3 separate regions of the Homo sapiens genome follow, and all the other regions are linked to region 2. Evidence: chromatin loops called from intact Hi-C (ENCODE). Cell type or tissue: A673. All regions are shown on one strand. Each heading gives the region's core, and the rest is flanking DNA. Links, peaks and the distances in the headings are about the cores only.

Region 1 (5,541 bases), core at 1,824-4,323, 140 kb after region 2:
ATAAATCTTAAACTTTATCTGGAAGAGTAAATGCAAGAGAATAGCCAAGGAAATTTTTGTTTAATTCAGGAGAATTTGTCTTTATATTATAAAGTTTTAGTAATAAAACCACATGACAGTGAGACAAGAATAGAGAAATAGATCTATATAACAGAGAAAGGTATCAAGAGATGTTGGTTATATTATATATTTATTATAGTACTTTTTAAATATTATATAAAAGGAAGCATTTGCCATCATATAAAATGAATGTCAGATGAATTAAAGATCTAAAGATTCAAACAATCATAATGTTGAAGTAGAAAAGCCTTTCGTAGGTTAGCACACAAAGTAAAAACAAATGACAGATTTGTCTACATTATATAAAACTTGTATAGGGCAAAAGATACCATAAGCAGTGTTAAAAGGTAAACATATAAACAACAAACTGGGAAAGACATAAACAGCAGACAAATGCACACACACACACACACAAACACACACACACATATACACAAAGTGGGACAGGTGAAGAGACAATTTACATAAAAGGTACTAGAAATAGCCAATAAACCCATTGAAAAATGTTCAACCTCATTGTATTAAAAAAATCTGAGAAACAAAATAAGAGTTTTCTAATATTTTAGATTGACAAATATTTATATATATTTTTGGCAAGGCTGTGAAAATATAGGATCTCATATACTCTTGGTGGGAAGACAAACTGGTACAAATCTTATGGAAAGCTACTTTACAATATTTATCAAACTTTAAAACATTCATATCATTTCACTTCTAGGAGTTTCCTCCTACAAAAATATTGGCACTTGGGTAAAAGACATATACTGAAGCATTATTTCTAGCAGTATAAAATTGGAAATTACCTAAATGTCCCTAAGTAAAAGAATGGTTAATTAAATATTCGTGAATATATTAAATAGTATATTATATACTTATTAAAATGCATAAGGCAGGTCTATACTTATTATCATAAACTCTATATTGATTAGTGAGAAAAGCAAATTATAAAAATTTTATAGTATGATGTCTTTGAAAAACCTCTGTGAATTATTCCATATACATTATGTGTGTAGGTGTCTATGTACTATTGTGAATTATTACATATATATATTGTGTATGTGTCTGTGTATGTGTGTGCAAGGGGCTTGTTGAGAGAGCTGAACCCAGTAACCAACAGAAAATGGCTGTGGGGTGATTGTTTACATGCCCCCCAACCCCATTCATATGCTGCTATATCAGGCAAATCCCAAAGCTTCTTTTCTGATCACTTGCAGCTATTAAGAAATCCAGCCAGTAAAATGAAAACTTCAACTTCACATCCAATTGAAAACTTCTCCTCTCTTGCCAGCACAGGCCTAATCCTAGTTTCTAGGATTAATCCTAATCCTAGCGGGGTAGAGAGAATGTCTTCTCTTACACTCTTCCTTTCTTTCCTCCTACCGTTGTTGATGACTCCAACAGGGTCAAGTCCTGAAAAAGGAGGTGTCAGCTGAGTACGGTGGCTCATGCCTGTAATCCCAGCACTTTGAGAGACTGAGGCGGGTGGATCACCTGAGGTCAGGAGTTCAAGACCAGCCTGGCCAATATGGTGAAACCCCATCTCTACTAAAAATACAAAATTTAGCCAGGTGTGGTGGTGGGTGACTGTAGTCCCAGCTACTCAAGAGGCTGAGGCAGGAGAAGTTCTTGAACCCGGAAGGGGGAGGTTGCAGTGAGCCAAGATCATGCCACTGCACTCCAGCCTAGGCAACAGAGGAAACTCCGTCTCAGAAAAAAAAAAAAAAAAAAAAGGAGGTGTCAAAGGAAAAGGACAAAATGTCTTACTCAGCCAGTGCTGGCTGTGATAATCCCATCTGTCATGACAGGCATCTAAATTCTGGCTCCTTCATGGAAACCTTTATGGGAACCTTCAACATTACTGAGGGAGCCACTCTCCACTTACCCTCCTGCAACTTCTCACAGTGGTTCACCCTACAAGCTCATACTTCTGGGGTCCCTCCACCCTAACAGGCCACTCTTTGGAGCAGATTTCTGTCAAGATGTCTAAAGTCCAGTGGATCTCTACGCATGACGCTCACACATTCTTTTTCCACCATATACAACTTGTCAAACTGCTGACTCTCCCCAGGATGTGCCATCCCGGGCAGCCCTAGCCAGACTCCTGCCTTCAGTCTTCACCTACAGGAAAATAGTCACCTGTCACTACAGGCATGTACACCCCAACTCCCACAGACACACTCGAGGCTCCCCCATATAACCCTCCAGTCTCAGTCCACCTCAGTGCCCTGACCAGGATGAGCTTCCAATACCCCAGCTCAGCAGGTATTCGGCCAAGGAATAGAGTGCCCATTTCCTCCCACACAGGAATGAGCTATTCACATAGGGAGCCCCCTAACTGGGCCTGAAACAGAGGAGGAGAGAAAAGCTAACGACCTCTCTACTCCTACAAATTCCCTTCAAATACTCTTATTTCAAATTGATTTCTAGTCTACTTTTACTAGGCTGTTAGTATTTATGTCACTGGTCTCCATTTGCTTTGTTTTAGAAAATCCTATGGGGTGTATTTTGTGCTTCTCTTTAGAATACGGGGACCCTTATCACCAATTGTTTTCAAATTTAATGCGTTGACTGCAAATCTGAAACAATAGGAAATATCCCATTTAGCACTCTGTCCCGTTTATGCCACACACACTCTCATGCACGCACGTGCGCACGTGTGCAAACACATGTAGTTTGTTGAGCGGAACAAGATCTAGGATACCCACAAAGTGTTAACGCCGGTGATCTCTGCAGTAGAATTGCAGGCCAGTGTGAATGGTAACTTTTACTTTTCACTCTATTTCTGTATTATTGAATTTGCTTATAATAACCATGCAATTCTTTTGTAATTAAGAAAAGAATAAAATAGTAATGGTAGTAATAATAATAAAATATTGATAAATGCTGGCAGTCTTAAGTCTCAAAGTACCAGGCTATACTAGATGCCTTATTAACATAATGTGTTTTAATCCTCTCCACAGCTTCATAATTACAGCCTTTTCACAGATGAGGAAACTGAAATTCTTTGGTCAATTTAGTCCAAGTTCTAATCTGGGCTTGGCTTAAAAAACAAGGAAGTCTGCCTCCAGAAATCCATGGCAATTTAATCTTTCATAGCACTTCATAGCAGTGCCCAAGTGACAGGCAGAGAAACAGTGTTGTTGACTTGACTACAGACTGTGAACTGCTTTTGTGCACCTGTTGCACCCAGTACGGTGTGCTGTGTAGGTGTTTATAAGATGTTCCATAAATGCTTGTTGGATGGGTTGGGAGATCATATAATTTATCATTCAAATCAGGACACTTCTGATAGTGAAAGTGGGTGCTATTCATAGTTACATAGGTACAACGTGAAAAATCAGTACTGTTATGCACAAAGGAGTTGCACAAAGGTCACCCTGTTGGTGGAAGGAAGGAAGGAAGGAAGCAAGGAAGGAAGGGAGGGAGGGAAGAAGGAAGGAAGGAAGGAAGGAAGGAAGGAAAGAGAGAGGGAGGGAGGGAAAGGAGAGGAGTAAGAATACAACCATGTTGTTTTATGATCCTGCAAATCTTTGAGTAGTGAATAAAGCTTATTCTTCCACAATTAAAGGCAAGAATCTTGAAAATAAAACAGACCTGCAGGGAGATGGTATATTTGTGTAAACAAGTTTCAGTTATAAGTTAGACATTTTAAGGCTAGGCACGGTGACTTACGCCTGTAATTCCAGCACTTTGGGATGCCAAGGCGAGTGAGTCACTTGAAGTCAGGAGTTCAAGACCAGCCTGGCCAACATGGTAAAACTCTGTCTCTACAGAAAAAAAAAAAAATAGCCGGGCATAGTGGTGGGCACCTGTAATCCCAGTTACTCAGGAGGCTGAGGCAGGAGAATCACCTGAACCTGGGAGGTGGAGGCCACAGTGAGCCAAGATCATGCCACTGCTCTCCAGCCTGTGCAACAGAGCAAGACTCCATCTCAAAAAATTTTTTTTAAAAATTTAAGTCTTACATTATAAAAGAGGTGGGATGGAAAGTAATCTGGAAGAGAAGGCTGAAAGAGGAGTCTGAAGATTAAAAAAAAATAACTGTTTATTTTCCACTTTTGACGGACAGATAGTGACTGTGTTAGGAGACCCAGTGAGGCATCCAAGAGAAAATGCCCTATGAACAAAGTTCTTTCTAACAATTCATCTGGGGAAGGAAACGAGCTGGGAGAAGAGTAGGTCTTCTCTGTTGAGGATTGTGCTAGAACCAGGTCAGAGGCAGCAGAGATGCCAGTTCATACGCAGGCCCAGCTGAGGCGCATCCAAACCTGTCCCCTCAGCTGGGAGGAGCTGGGCATGAAGGAAGGGCCAGAGCTGGGGAGTCAGAGTCAAGCCCTAGACACACTACTTGGGCAAGTTGTGCCTCACTTTCCTCATCTGTCCATCTGAGATGAAAATAGCCACTTTACAGAATAAGGTGGAAATTCAAAGAAACAAAATGTAGCAGACACATGCCTCCCTTACCATGGCCATTGTCTTTAAAGTACAGTCCACCTGTTCTGGATAAGGGCGAGCAGCTGAGGACACGTGCTCAACTAGTCAATGCTGTTTCATATCTGATGCTGATGCTGTGGACAACAGGGGACTTCATGTCATTGTTGTCTCCCAGGTCACATCATGGGCTGAAAGATAGCTTCGGCTTTCTGAGAACATGGCTCTGCATCCCACCATTTACTTCCCTCTTCCGAGGGGATTTTCCTCTTGGAATCAGGCTCTTCATTCTGTGGAATCTGGAGCTTCACCAAGAGGCAGGCTGAGTGTGCAAGGTTGGGCATCCCTGGTTATACTAACATTGCAACTTGTGTTTACAACACAAGTTAGGGTAAGGATGCGTCTATGTGAGCATGTTCATGCGTGTGCACACACATGTGCATGTGTGCATGCAGGCATGTTCATGTCTGCGTGTGCATATATCTTTAGTGGGAGAGAAAGAAGGAGAATGGAAAGGACCGAGCCCACTGATGTACCACAGATTATCTCCCAAGCAGGACCCCCTGCATCTGGAATATTCACTTGTTCCCAACATGCAGGGAGAAGAAAACTAATTCACAGATACACCATATTATAAATCTAAATTTTTAATGGCATTTTATGTTATTAAACCCTAATGAGAAAAGCCTGAGCAGAAGAGAAGTCTAGCTTATTAAGCTCATTTTTTGCTCTATTTTTCTTTTTCTAAAGAGATTCAAATTCAAAGTCTGCACAACAAAGGAGCGCTCATTCCCCTTTATGGAGTAATATGTTTGTTTTGTTTACTTTAAATTGGGCTTAAATTAGGCCTCAGAAGGAGGGAATTCATTAAAATCCTGCTCTGTGATGTTGGCAGGTTGCCATCTGAGAGGCCTGTATTACTTCTCTTGATAAAGTTCAAAAGAGAAATAACAAATGCCACAAATAAGAGGATGGTTTTACTCAGTGTGCCAATTTAAAATGTTTTCATTAGAGTATAAAATCATAAAATTAGAAAGATGAAACTGATTC
Region 2 (5,541 bases), core at 1,849-4,348:
AGTATAATTGTCATTTTTAGCATTGGTATTTTCTTCATTCCACTTAGTCTTATTTGCTTGATAAATACTGTAAAAAAGATTTTTTAAAATTTATATAAAAAGAATATAATGCAGCCTGGCATGGTGGCTCACACCTGTAATCCCATCACTTTCGGAGGCCGAGGTGGGTGGATGTCTTTAGATCACCTTGAACCTGGGAGGCGGAGGTTGCGGTGAATCAAGATCATGCCACTCCACTCCAGCCTAGGCAACACAGTGAGACTCTAAAAAAGTAATATAATGAAATAATTTGCCTATTATTATATGGTGTTTCTCAAAGCATAGTTTATGATTGTTATTTTAATTGTTAAATAAAATGTAGTTCTAATATTCCCATAAATCTGAACCCTTTTTTGAAGAAATTTCCTATGAAAGCTTCTTGCCTAAATAAGTTCCTTAAGGCAGTTTTTGTATATGAAAAATGAAATAGTCATTTTCATGGTTTGTCAACTCAGTTATATCTCATTTTATGTTAAGTAGAGTACCTGCTCATATTAGATAGGGTTTTTACTCTCAGACAGATTGTGTTCTAATTTGGGCAGTCAAGACCCTTTGATTTTAGAAAGTTGGGTAATAAAGCATTTTAATGACAGTTCAAGATAGCAGTTAAGAGTACTAAATATGTGATTAATTACAGACGACAAATCTAAAAGATAAAAAAGGAGAGAAAGATCATTTATACAAAAGTAGAATGGAAAAACAGATAAGGTGAAATCTGAGATAGATTTTGAAGGACAAGTAACAACTAAATGATGGAAAAAGGTGAAAAATATATATACCTAGAGGATTAATGTGACCCAAAGTGTCTTGGAAGTAGAAGAATTTCACCTGGTAAATGTGGTAAGTTAATGTACTTGGATATGGGAATCATGTGAGAGTTAAGTGGACTAAAGCTAGTAAGTAGGTTGATTTGGAATAGGTAGTAGAGAACTTTGAAGAATGAAGAATGAGGATATATTTTATCATGTACCATGTTGTTAGGTTTGTTACCTAAGGTGGTACTTCATCAATATTTTGAGGAAATCAATCTTTCAGAAGTATGCAGAATACAATAAAGAACACAGTAGGCAGGGTGATCACATATGTGATTTTCATAGTACCCAAGCATGAGAGGATAAAGACATAAATCAGTAATACAGTGGTTAGAATGGAAATTAAGCAACAGCTGCAAATTACATTATAAATGAAGACTTCACAGTGCTTAATTACTGGTTAGGTAAGGAGGAGGAGGAGTTGGCTAGATGAGTCATGGAGGGGGAGTGAGGAAAGAGAAAAGAAAGCATATGTCAGAGGTCTGTTAAAAAGTTCTACGAATCATATTCTCCCCCATACACATTCATGCCTGAGGGGTGAGTTATACCTTCATTTGTCAATATCTGCAAAGCATTTTGGGATTATCCATTGAAAGGTATATTATATATATTTTAACAAATCAGACTCATAAGTCAAGGAAACTAGATATAACTTGCTTTTAAACATTTTAATTCAATAGCTCTTTTCCTGCAGTAACCCTTAATTTTTTTCACAAGCTGTAATAGTACCAAGACCAAGAAGGGCTTTCCAAAGAGTGGATGTAGGAAGCTGATAAGAGAAGTATTCTTTAGGGCTTGGTAGCATAGGTTACATTGCACAAAAACATTATATCTCTTTGCAGTCTCATTTTTCTCCTGTCACCTATTGACATTTTGAAAGATTTACTGATGAACTTAAAAATTGCAGAACTTTTAAATTTAGTGATGTGAATGTGTTAGCCTAATTACAGATGTGCTACTGCAATTAATGCTTTTTCCTTCTACTATAGGGAGCCATTCATTACAACTCATAACTAGAGGAAAGGGCTTTACATGATTGTTGCTAACATTAAAAAATACATGTGCAAATTTTGTTTCCAAACAACTCTCCAAAGTTCAAGAGCTGGTGTTACTAATTGAGTGCCTCAGGAAAACCCTTAATAAATTATTTTGTCTAGCTCTTTGATCACACAGGTGATTATGTATATTTTTTCAAGGTAAGAAAGAGGAAAAGGAAAAAATTGTGCCAAGAACTATTATAGTTTCTTTAATTCTCTTGTGAGAATAGTTTTGATCTAATAAAATAGGTGTGATTTTCCATTATAAAAATGAGCAAACTGAGTCTTAGAGAATTACAGAGCCAGAAAATTTTTAAAAGTGTAAAATTCTGATCTGAGATTCTAACCTAGTTATGTCCCATTCAAAGCCCATGTTTTTTCATTCTAGATCATGTTACCTTGTGGGGGAAAAGTACTGTATGTGGAAAAACACATAGTATATTTATTGTCCTGTGTGTGAGCTGTTACCGTGCTTTGTCCCAACAAAAGTCCAAAGTATTGGTAGCCTACAAAGATTTTCATTAGTTCAGATTACATTTTCAAAGAAGACTTTGGTCTGCTCTTTGAAGTTTCATTATGTAATCGTGAGGCAGAAAAACCTCATTTTATAAAGGGCCAGTGTGAGTTGAAGACATTTCCTCAGTGTTGCCAAAAAAAAAAAAAAAAAAATAAGCTAGAGATTTTACTTCTTAATTCAGGATTCCCTTCTAGTATGTTTGCTCACACTGCTTAGTATTAAAAAGCATAATGCTTATGTGGATTTTCTGACTTACTACTATATCTTCATTTTTCTTTTATTATCTAACCTTCTAAACTGAATTAAACTCTATCTAGTACATAGTAAATCAGTAAATGGACGACAGCATTTTCCCTGATGGGATTTCAGTCTCATGGTGAGGCACTGGGAAAATTCTGGCTCAGTTGTTACTGACATAGGAGGCTGTACAGTTATTTATTAGAAGACAGCCTGGGAGGAAAAGAGAAAATGGATTTATGTGATCTTGTATTGCTAAATACGGCACACTGCTGTTATCTTTTCTTTACTGCTTCCTCTAAAAGTCATCATTTCAATGCACTAATCTTTTAAACAGCCATTCAGTGGTAACTGGGCTAGAACTTTGCTAAGGGGTCACATTCACCAACCTGACAGTTACACATTTACAAAAGAAATAGCATGAATTTATTCAGCATCAAAACCTCTGCATCTTTTACCACCCAACTACATTTCACACTGTATTACCATCAGTGCACAATAATGGCTATATAAATTCCATCCAGAGTCTTCATTTAATTAACTAGCATTCTTTGAACAAAAATAAAAGTGCTGTTTTTATAGAGGAATAAAAGCTGCATGAAGTGAGTGTGAAGAAGACAAATCATCAAATTAGTTATTCTTCATTGCAGCTATGGAGAATTTCCTGCCCTTTCTCTTTAGAGTCTTTTTTTTTTTAGATTGATTGAATGAAAAATGGAGAGTGAAGCAGCCTCAAATATACCTATTGTAATGACCACATCATAAGCTCATCCAGGACTGGGCACTGATAATATTGTCATCTAAAAGTGATTTTTTAAAAACATTTTCTGTAGTTGGCAAGGTAGTACAGCATAGTAGCCAAGAACATGAACTTTATAACTAGACTGCCAAATCTTAGCTCTGTCACTTACTAGGTTTGTGATTCTGAGTTAGTTACTTAACTTTCCTGTGCATCAATGTCCTGTCTATAAAATGCAGATAATAATAGACATATCCATGGCAGTGTGTGGATTAACTGAGTTGATGGATGTAAAACATTGAGAATAGTGCTGGCACATAGTTAGCCATTATCTCCTGTATGCACAGCAGCAGTCTAGTGTGAAGTTGATCTAGCTGTGTCACTAGAGACTCTCTTGATCATCTGAATGAAATTGACTGGTGTGGTAGGCTAGGTTAATGTACCTACCTTTTCCAGATATTTCTTTCTAAAAGTATTCTTTTATTATAAAACAATTACTTTTAGATACAAGGAAATAAAGTCCTTTGAGTCAAGGGCATAGAAGGCAATTGGTTGGCCACATCTCTCCATCTGGCACCCTGCTGCCAGATTTAGCTTTCTAAAGCACTGTTTTCTCATATCATTTTCTGCTCAGAAGCCTTCAAGTCTTCTTCAGACTCAAGCTCCTTCCCCTTCATGCCTGCCATTTCTACCAGAGCCTGACTCCCTCCCTTTCCACGACCTTTTTTTATCCATTACTCCCCTATAGCAAGTCTCTACTCCAATCATAATTGATCTAGTATTGTTTCACAGTGTGCCACATTTCTTCTTGTCTCTCTTCCTTTATTCACATGGTTCTCTTTTTGTAACATCCTCTTTTCTTCATCCATTTATCTAAGTCATACCTGATGTTCTAAGTTGAGACAGAAAAGGAGAGGTTATCTTTTACCCCTTTGTATTTTTGTCATAAACATGGTTGCTAGATGCAGTGGCTGCTAAATAAATGCTATTGATGAACTACTCTGTTGGCTTTACCTTCAAACTGTATTTAGAATCTAACTGCTTCACACCAACTCCACCACTATCACCCTTATTGAAGCTACAGTTAATTTTTGCCCATCTCCTTTTTCTTCTCCCTGCTTCCACCCTTGCCCACCATCTACAGTCTATTCTCAACACAGCAGCAAAAGTAACACTTTTAAAATTTAAGTCAGATCACATCGATTCTCTGCCCAAAACCCTCCAATCATTTCCCATCTTACCCTGAGTAAAACCAAAGTCCTTGCAACGGCCTACAAATTCTCTTAGCCTCTGCCACTTCACTCTACCTCCATCCCTATATTCACTCTTGTTACCATTCTGCCCTCATGTCTTACTACTCCCGTCTTCCTGGACCCTACTACTCCTACCTCTACTACACTGGCTTCCTTGCTGTTCTCTGAAAGACACAAATCACAGCTCCATCTCAGGGCCTTCATGCAAACTGTTCGCTCTTCCTAGAAAGCTCCTCCTTGGGAAATCCTAACTCCATTCCTCCTGCAGGTCTCTGGTCAGTTATCTTTTCAATGAGACATTTACCTCTCATCCCTGATTTACTGTCTATCTCCCCAAACTTAGAATGTAAATTCCAAGGAGCAAGAGGGAAGGCTTTTTGTCTATATTGTTTAGTGTCTACCCCCAGTACCTGAAACAGAACCTGACACATAATAAATACTTAATAAATCATTATTGAATGTATGAATGAAAAACTGACCCTTAAGAATATGCCAGCATTCCTAACCCTCCCAGCACTTCAAATGTATTTAGGCTCAAACAAAAGCAAATGTCCCTTAACAGCTCTGAAAAAATTAAAATAGCCATAGTTTAATATTAGCCATGGCAATTGGAGCAGAAAGTTCTATCGCAGAGAAAAGAGATTTCTGCATCAAGTAAAGAAAAAGGAATGGTTTACAGTATAAGAAGTGCCATATTAAATTATATTGGTGTCCTGGGGGACTGTCTTTGACCCAGTACCAAGGTACATTTTTTTCCCTCCAAGTACATTTTGATAGAGCAAGTGGTTTTGGCTACCCTTTCCTCTTCCTAAGGTGGAAGGTATACCTGTATGGGGTTTTTTTGTTTTTTCATTTAGAGGCAGAGTAAAACAGTAGAAAGACAGCATTAATGTTGCAGTCAGGCAGA
Region 3 (5,541 bases), core at 1,819-4,318, 98 kb after region 2:
TCATGATCCACCCGCCTCGGCCTCCCAAAGTGCTGGGATTACAGGCGTGAGCCACCGCGCCCGGCCTATTTCTTTTACATTATTTATCAGTTTGCCCTAACCTTGTTTTGTTTGTTATCTTCCTCAATAGTGGGAGTAATAATGGGAGTCAGCTTCGTGAGGGCAGGGATTTTGTCTTCTTGTATTCATTTACTCACTTACACACTTACCGAGAGCTACTAGAGGCCAGACACTTCACTGAGTAGTAGGGATACAATGTGAGATATATGTGTTTCTAGCCCTTGTGTAATTCGTATTCTATGCAAAGGATATACGATTGAAATTAACCAAAACTTTTTCCATTTATTTTCTTTCTCCGCATTCTTTATCAGATATTTGAACTACTGGACCATTTAATGTTCATTACGTTAACAAAGAGTGTGATATCAGAAAGCAGAAAAAAGCATGTTCTTTTGCATTTCAAAAATTTAGCTCCTTGGGGAACTAGAAAGGATTTATGATTTAGGTCAAAGATTTGAGAGCACATATGATGAGGAAGATGAGGCTTTCTTACTCACTGTCTAGGAAATAATTCTCCTGGCTGTGAGAAGGAGAAAAAAGAACAAAAATGTTGGTAGGGCACAGAGAAGGACCTGGGCTTAACCTTCTGGACCAAGTTCCAGGGAGCAGCAAAACCTCAATTACATTTGTCCCCTAGAATGGAAATGATTATGTGGTATGTTTAGGCAGTGGGACCTTGGACAACGCCAGTGAGCTTCCTCCAGCCCAATGTGGTCAACATTGGAGGATTAGATTGATTTCTGTGAACCCAAAAGGATCACAGGAGTAGCAATAACACCTGCTGGACCTGAATGAGGATCTTTTCCATTCAATCCACATGTTCTCTCAATGGAAATCAATTCGGACAATAACATTAGACCATCTTAACCCAGAGTGCCTTAGCACTAGATAAGCCTCTGCTGTGGTCTGGATGTTTGTGCCCAGCCCCTAATTTCATATATTGAAACCTAACCCCCAAGGTACCAGTATTAAGAGGTACGGCTCTGAGGAGGTGATTAGGTCATGAGGCTCCATCCTGGTGAATGGGATTAGGACCCTTATGAAAGAGGCTTCAGGGAACCTGTTTGCCCCTTCTGCCTTGTGAGGATGCAGCAAGAAGTTGCCATCTTTGAAGCAGAGAGCAAGCCCTCACCAGAAGCTAAATCTGCTGGCATCTTGATCGTACACTTCCCAGCCTCCAGAGCTGTGAACAATACATTTATATTGTTTATAAATTACCCAGTCTGAGATATTTTGTTATAGCAGCTCCTGAATGGACTAAGACAGCCCACAGAGTTTAGCAGTGACCCCAAGGAAAGGAAAGAACTGCAAGTTGCCTGAGATTAATGTTGCTCAGGATCCATTTATTCCCTATTCCTGGTGTTTCTTTGTAGAGAGTGCTCCATTAAAGTAACACTTTTGTCCTGTCTCTGCTTCTTCCTTAGGCAGCGATTTACCTAATTGGTGAGTTTAGGATTAAAAAAAGGAATACATCCTAGAACATTTCTTAAATATATTCCCTTTTCTCTGTTTCATGCAAACATGGCTTATTTATTTTTCAAGTCTTTCTCATTTCTTACCTGGATGCTTTCAACACAGGTGATATAGCTTCTTCCTTCTCCACCACACCTGTCCCCATCAATCTACCCATCACATTTCTGTCAGAATTATCTTTCTATAACACAAAATTGCTTCTATTCCTCCCTTGCTAGTCTTCAGTAGTTCCCTAGCACCTTCTACTATCTGAGTCCCTGGCTTTCTCCCTAGCCTCATGTCTTATCACCAACAGTTGCTCAGATATACTGTTTTCTGTCTAGGAAACTTCTCTTGCCCCATTCCTGCATCAGATTTCTTCTCATACATCAAGATTCTGCTCTCATTTTACCTCTTCTTTGAAGAGCTCCTTGACACATGCTGCCTTCCCCATGCCCAGAGCTGGCACTCTATGGATGCCATGCCTGCATTTTTACACACCTGCCCAACCCCACTTCCCACTCAGGAGTGGTAGAGCAAGAACTTCCACCTCAAGAGAGTTGCTGGCCTGTTTGTCCGGACACTCATTTGGTTACTATATTTACTAATTTACTTTTATCTACTGAGCTGGGTTACTGAGTCTTAGAGGCTTGAAATCTGGTTCTACCTTCTCTTTCTCCATGTGGTAATGAAAACCGGAACTCTGGTTAAAGCTAAGTGGTCTCTCTCACTGTGGCTGTTCCACTCAACATCAGTAGCTAGGTGAGTAAATCAGGTGGAGGTGGGAAGGAAATGGGAAAACAGAATACTGGCCAGGATGGTCTGTTGTTTCTTATCTGTTGTTGGCTTTGGGGTATTTTATTCTAAAACCCTAGAGGCTGAGAAGGTTAACTGGAAGGCTTCCAACTCTGAAATCCTACCGCAGTCCCCTATTGCTGCATACCTTTTAATAAAGTATCAATCACACTATATATGTAATTAATTTGGATAGGAAAGTAGGGCATGTGTCATCTCTCCTAGTAGACTGTGAGTCCTTTATTACTGACTCAGAGTCCATATATTATTTTTTATTTCTCATGCAAGACATGACACAGTAAAATCTAATAAAAGTTTACAAAATAAATTTAAAATGTAACATTAACATAAAAAACTCTTTTAGCTGTTTCCTGCTTCTGGCAGGGAAACAAAGATTGAATTAAGAAGGAAATGAGGTGGGGGTTTAAGTAAGCATGTCTGTACTAACTAGTTCCACTAATGTGGGAACAATATAATGGATTTTGCTGAAGAAGGAAGTGTATGCTACTTAAGTTGGGCCATAAAACTCACAGTATGATCGCAGTAAAAGGATTGTAAAGCACATACTCACACATTGTTGATTTGCCCAAGGTTCTGAAGAAATACCACAGAATGATTTTGGTATAGAAGGGTAGATAAAGCCTGAAACCAAAATACAAGGTTAGTGCATTTCAGAGCAGCAGCAAACTTCTGTTCTTATGGGTTAATTAATCATGTTACTGAAGAATTGATTTGGCACAAGGGAGCTATGTATTGCCACAGAACTCTGAAATTGCAGAAATTATCTCATCTATAAGTAACCCCACTGGAATTGCTTGACTGTTCTGTTTCACAGTGGAGAAATTCATCTTTCATCAGCACACACGAGAAGAGACAACAGGAAGACAAAACAAATTGAGTAGATAATAAAGTTACCTTATAGGAATAGGTAATATAGACAGGTAAGGTCAGAAATTTCTGTGGAATGGAATATGAAAAGATGTTTATGAGCAGATTCTATTTCTTTAGGCAGTTTTATCATTCAGAGAAGTAATCTATGCATTTAATCTAATGCCAGCTTTTATTTTTCTTTGGTGATTACCACACAAAAATAAGAAGTTGGCACCAAATTAAATGCATGGATTACTTCTCTGATAAAAGTACTCGATATAAGGGAAATTTGAAGGAAATAGAATGCATACATACACACACATACACTTAGTATATGTGTGTGTGTGTGTGTGTATATATATATATCTGTGTGTATATACACACCACACACACACACACACACACGTATTGGAGGAATAAGAAATATTTAATAAAATCTACACAATTTCAAAAATATGACCAAATACTGGTGGTTCCTCATTTACCAGTAGAACTCTCTCTACAAATGGAAAGTGAGAAGTCTATGAAGTTACCTTAGTTTTTCCAATTAAGACTGTTCATTGATTGTATTTCTTCTGTCTCTATAAGTACCATATTCCCAATTAGTATTTCATCAGTTATAAGACCCATCATTATTTTGTGTGTAACTGAAAATGAAAAAAAGATTTAAAATATGACTTAGTAGTTAGAATTTTTATCTTATACGCCTTTAAGTAAATACAAGAGAACTGTTTCAGCATAGATTTTTAAAAATCATGTGTGTAAAAGAGAATGAAATATTAATTATGATATTTACAAAGCTCTGTACATTCAGAATTGAACTCTTTCTGCATCTCTTTTTTGAATCAGAGTTGTCATAAACCACAATTTTTCACGGTAACACCCTCTCTGCCATCAGGATAAATAACATTTCTTAAAGGAATATTCTACTGCAGTCTCTGAGATTTTTTTCCCTGTCTTAGACATCCATTCTACAACTCTGATGCTGGCACATTTTTTATCTTGGCAAAAGGACTTAATAGAAAAATTTTAGATAACAATCAGGATTCATACTCTTCTCAATAGTCCTTAAATGGTTTATTGACCAAAAAGTAAAGAAGTAACAGTCCAGTCATATCATGGAAAGAACAACCAAATTCATGCATGCACAGGCAAAGACAACCATATCACTATGACCACCTGGCTGACAGTAACTGCAGGACATCAATTATTGTAAGACACTTCCTGTAATATGTTTAATTCCTCTGACATAAGGATTTATGTGAATTAGGAAGTGGCCCAAGGGTGAAAAGTAATAGGGAAATAGAGAAATAGAACCGATCCAAAGGAAAGGGGGAAAAAAACCCACAAAAAGTGTGATGTCAAGCAAAGCCTATTCTGGAGATGACTTTGGTTCACTCCCACGGGAGAGCCCTAGAGACAAAAAGGTTCTACAGTAGGTTCAAGTCAGAGGCCAGAGAACCCAGAGTATTTATACCTCTGCACCATCAGTTATTGAATGGGGGTGGGGGTGGGGGTGGGTGTAAATTTCCAGGTGCTTCCAGCCTGCAATGCAGTCAAAGCATGTTCCTGTAGCCTGAGGACAGCCGTCCAACAAAGAGGTGCAGGTGCTGAATGTTGAGAGTGAAAGCACAGGGAGCTGTCATGCATGAGAGTGGTAGAGGGATCTGAAAGTGCTAGCAGTGCCTATTATACATCCAAATACTAAAGACGCTTAGATGTGAAAAATGTGTGTCTTAGAATCGATAAAATATGGTATAGAGAATCAAGTCTCCTTGTTCCTGGTTTATCTCATAGCATACTTAAAATTCAGCTAAAGATGAAATGCCTTAACAAGTGAAATGGGCTTTCTGAAAAATTATTTCAATCAAAATTGTGTTAAAAGCTATTTCTAAAAACCCTAACATGAAATACTTAGAAGAGATCAAGTGGTTTGTCCCTGGACATTCAAGCAATTGAATGTCTAAACAATCCAAGACAGATAATTTTGTAGTATTTACTGTGTGAAGTGAACCTTTAAGGCTGTGGACAATGCAAACTCCCTCATGTACCTTGCTCCTTGCCAATTTCAAACAAACCTTCTCACCTATGATATAAGGCTTCCTTAGAATTATTGATTAATTATTTAAGATACAATAAAACCAAAGTATTTTTAAAACACAGTAATTATGTTAGTGCAGGTACATGACATAGATATCCTCAAATATTCTTAGGACATCTATAAATCACCACAAACATTCTGGAAAGCAGTCTTGGAACATCTATCAAAGGCCTTAAAAATTTCTTCTTCTGTGAATTTATCCTCACAAATGACCCCAAGTTTAGACCAAAATAAAAAAATGCTTAAAAGGCTTATTAAAGCAT

Evidence for each region. A loop is a pair of places that touch in the nucleus more often than their neighbours do. Peaks named below come from ENCODE experiments on the same cell type or tissue, not always from the same donor. Only the 100,000 strongest peaks of a DNase experiment are listed, where the experiment ranks them.
Region 1: a loop joins it to region 2, with 5 times the contacts of the local background. A loop is called at or near these places in 2 of 110 quality-filtered maps.
Region 3: a loop joins it to region 2, with 6 times the contacts of the local background. A loop is called at or near these places in 6 of 110 quality-filtered maps.

The regions. Positions count from the first base shown.
Region 1 is chr17:55,205,088-55,210,628 of GRCh38, forward strand. It overlaps a transcript of STXBP4 not described here. Among named protein-coding and RNA genes, the nearest start is that of HLF, 57 kb to the right of the region's middle. In A673, for the core only: no CTCF peak of the experiment used is centred there; DNase peaks (open chromatin) are centred at 2,374, 3,134 and 3,364; H3K27ac peaks cover 2,500 bases.
Region 2 is chr17:55,066,616-55,072,156 of GRCh38, forward strand. The region is part of intron 12 of STXBP4 (syntaxin binding protein 4); the gene reads left to right. Among named protein-coding and RNA genes, the nearest start is that of STXBP4, 100 kb to the left of the region's middle. In A673, for the core only: no CTCF peak of the experiment used is centred there; DNase peaks (open chromatin) are centred at 2,976 and 3,606; H3K27ac peaks cover 2,050 bases.
Region 3 is chr17:55,164,686-55,170,226 of GRCh38, forward strand. STXBP4 (syntaxin binding protein 4) reads left to right here. Exons shown (of 18, transcript NM_178509.6): 18 at 1-5,541. Among named protein-coding and RNA genes, the nearest start is that of HLF, 98 kb to the right of the region's middle. In A673, for the core only: no CTCF peak of the experiment used is centred there; a DNase peak (open chromatin) is centred at 2,816; H3K4me3 peaks cover 831 bases; H3K27ac peaks cover 2,181 bases.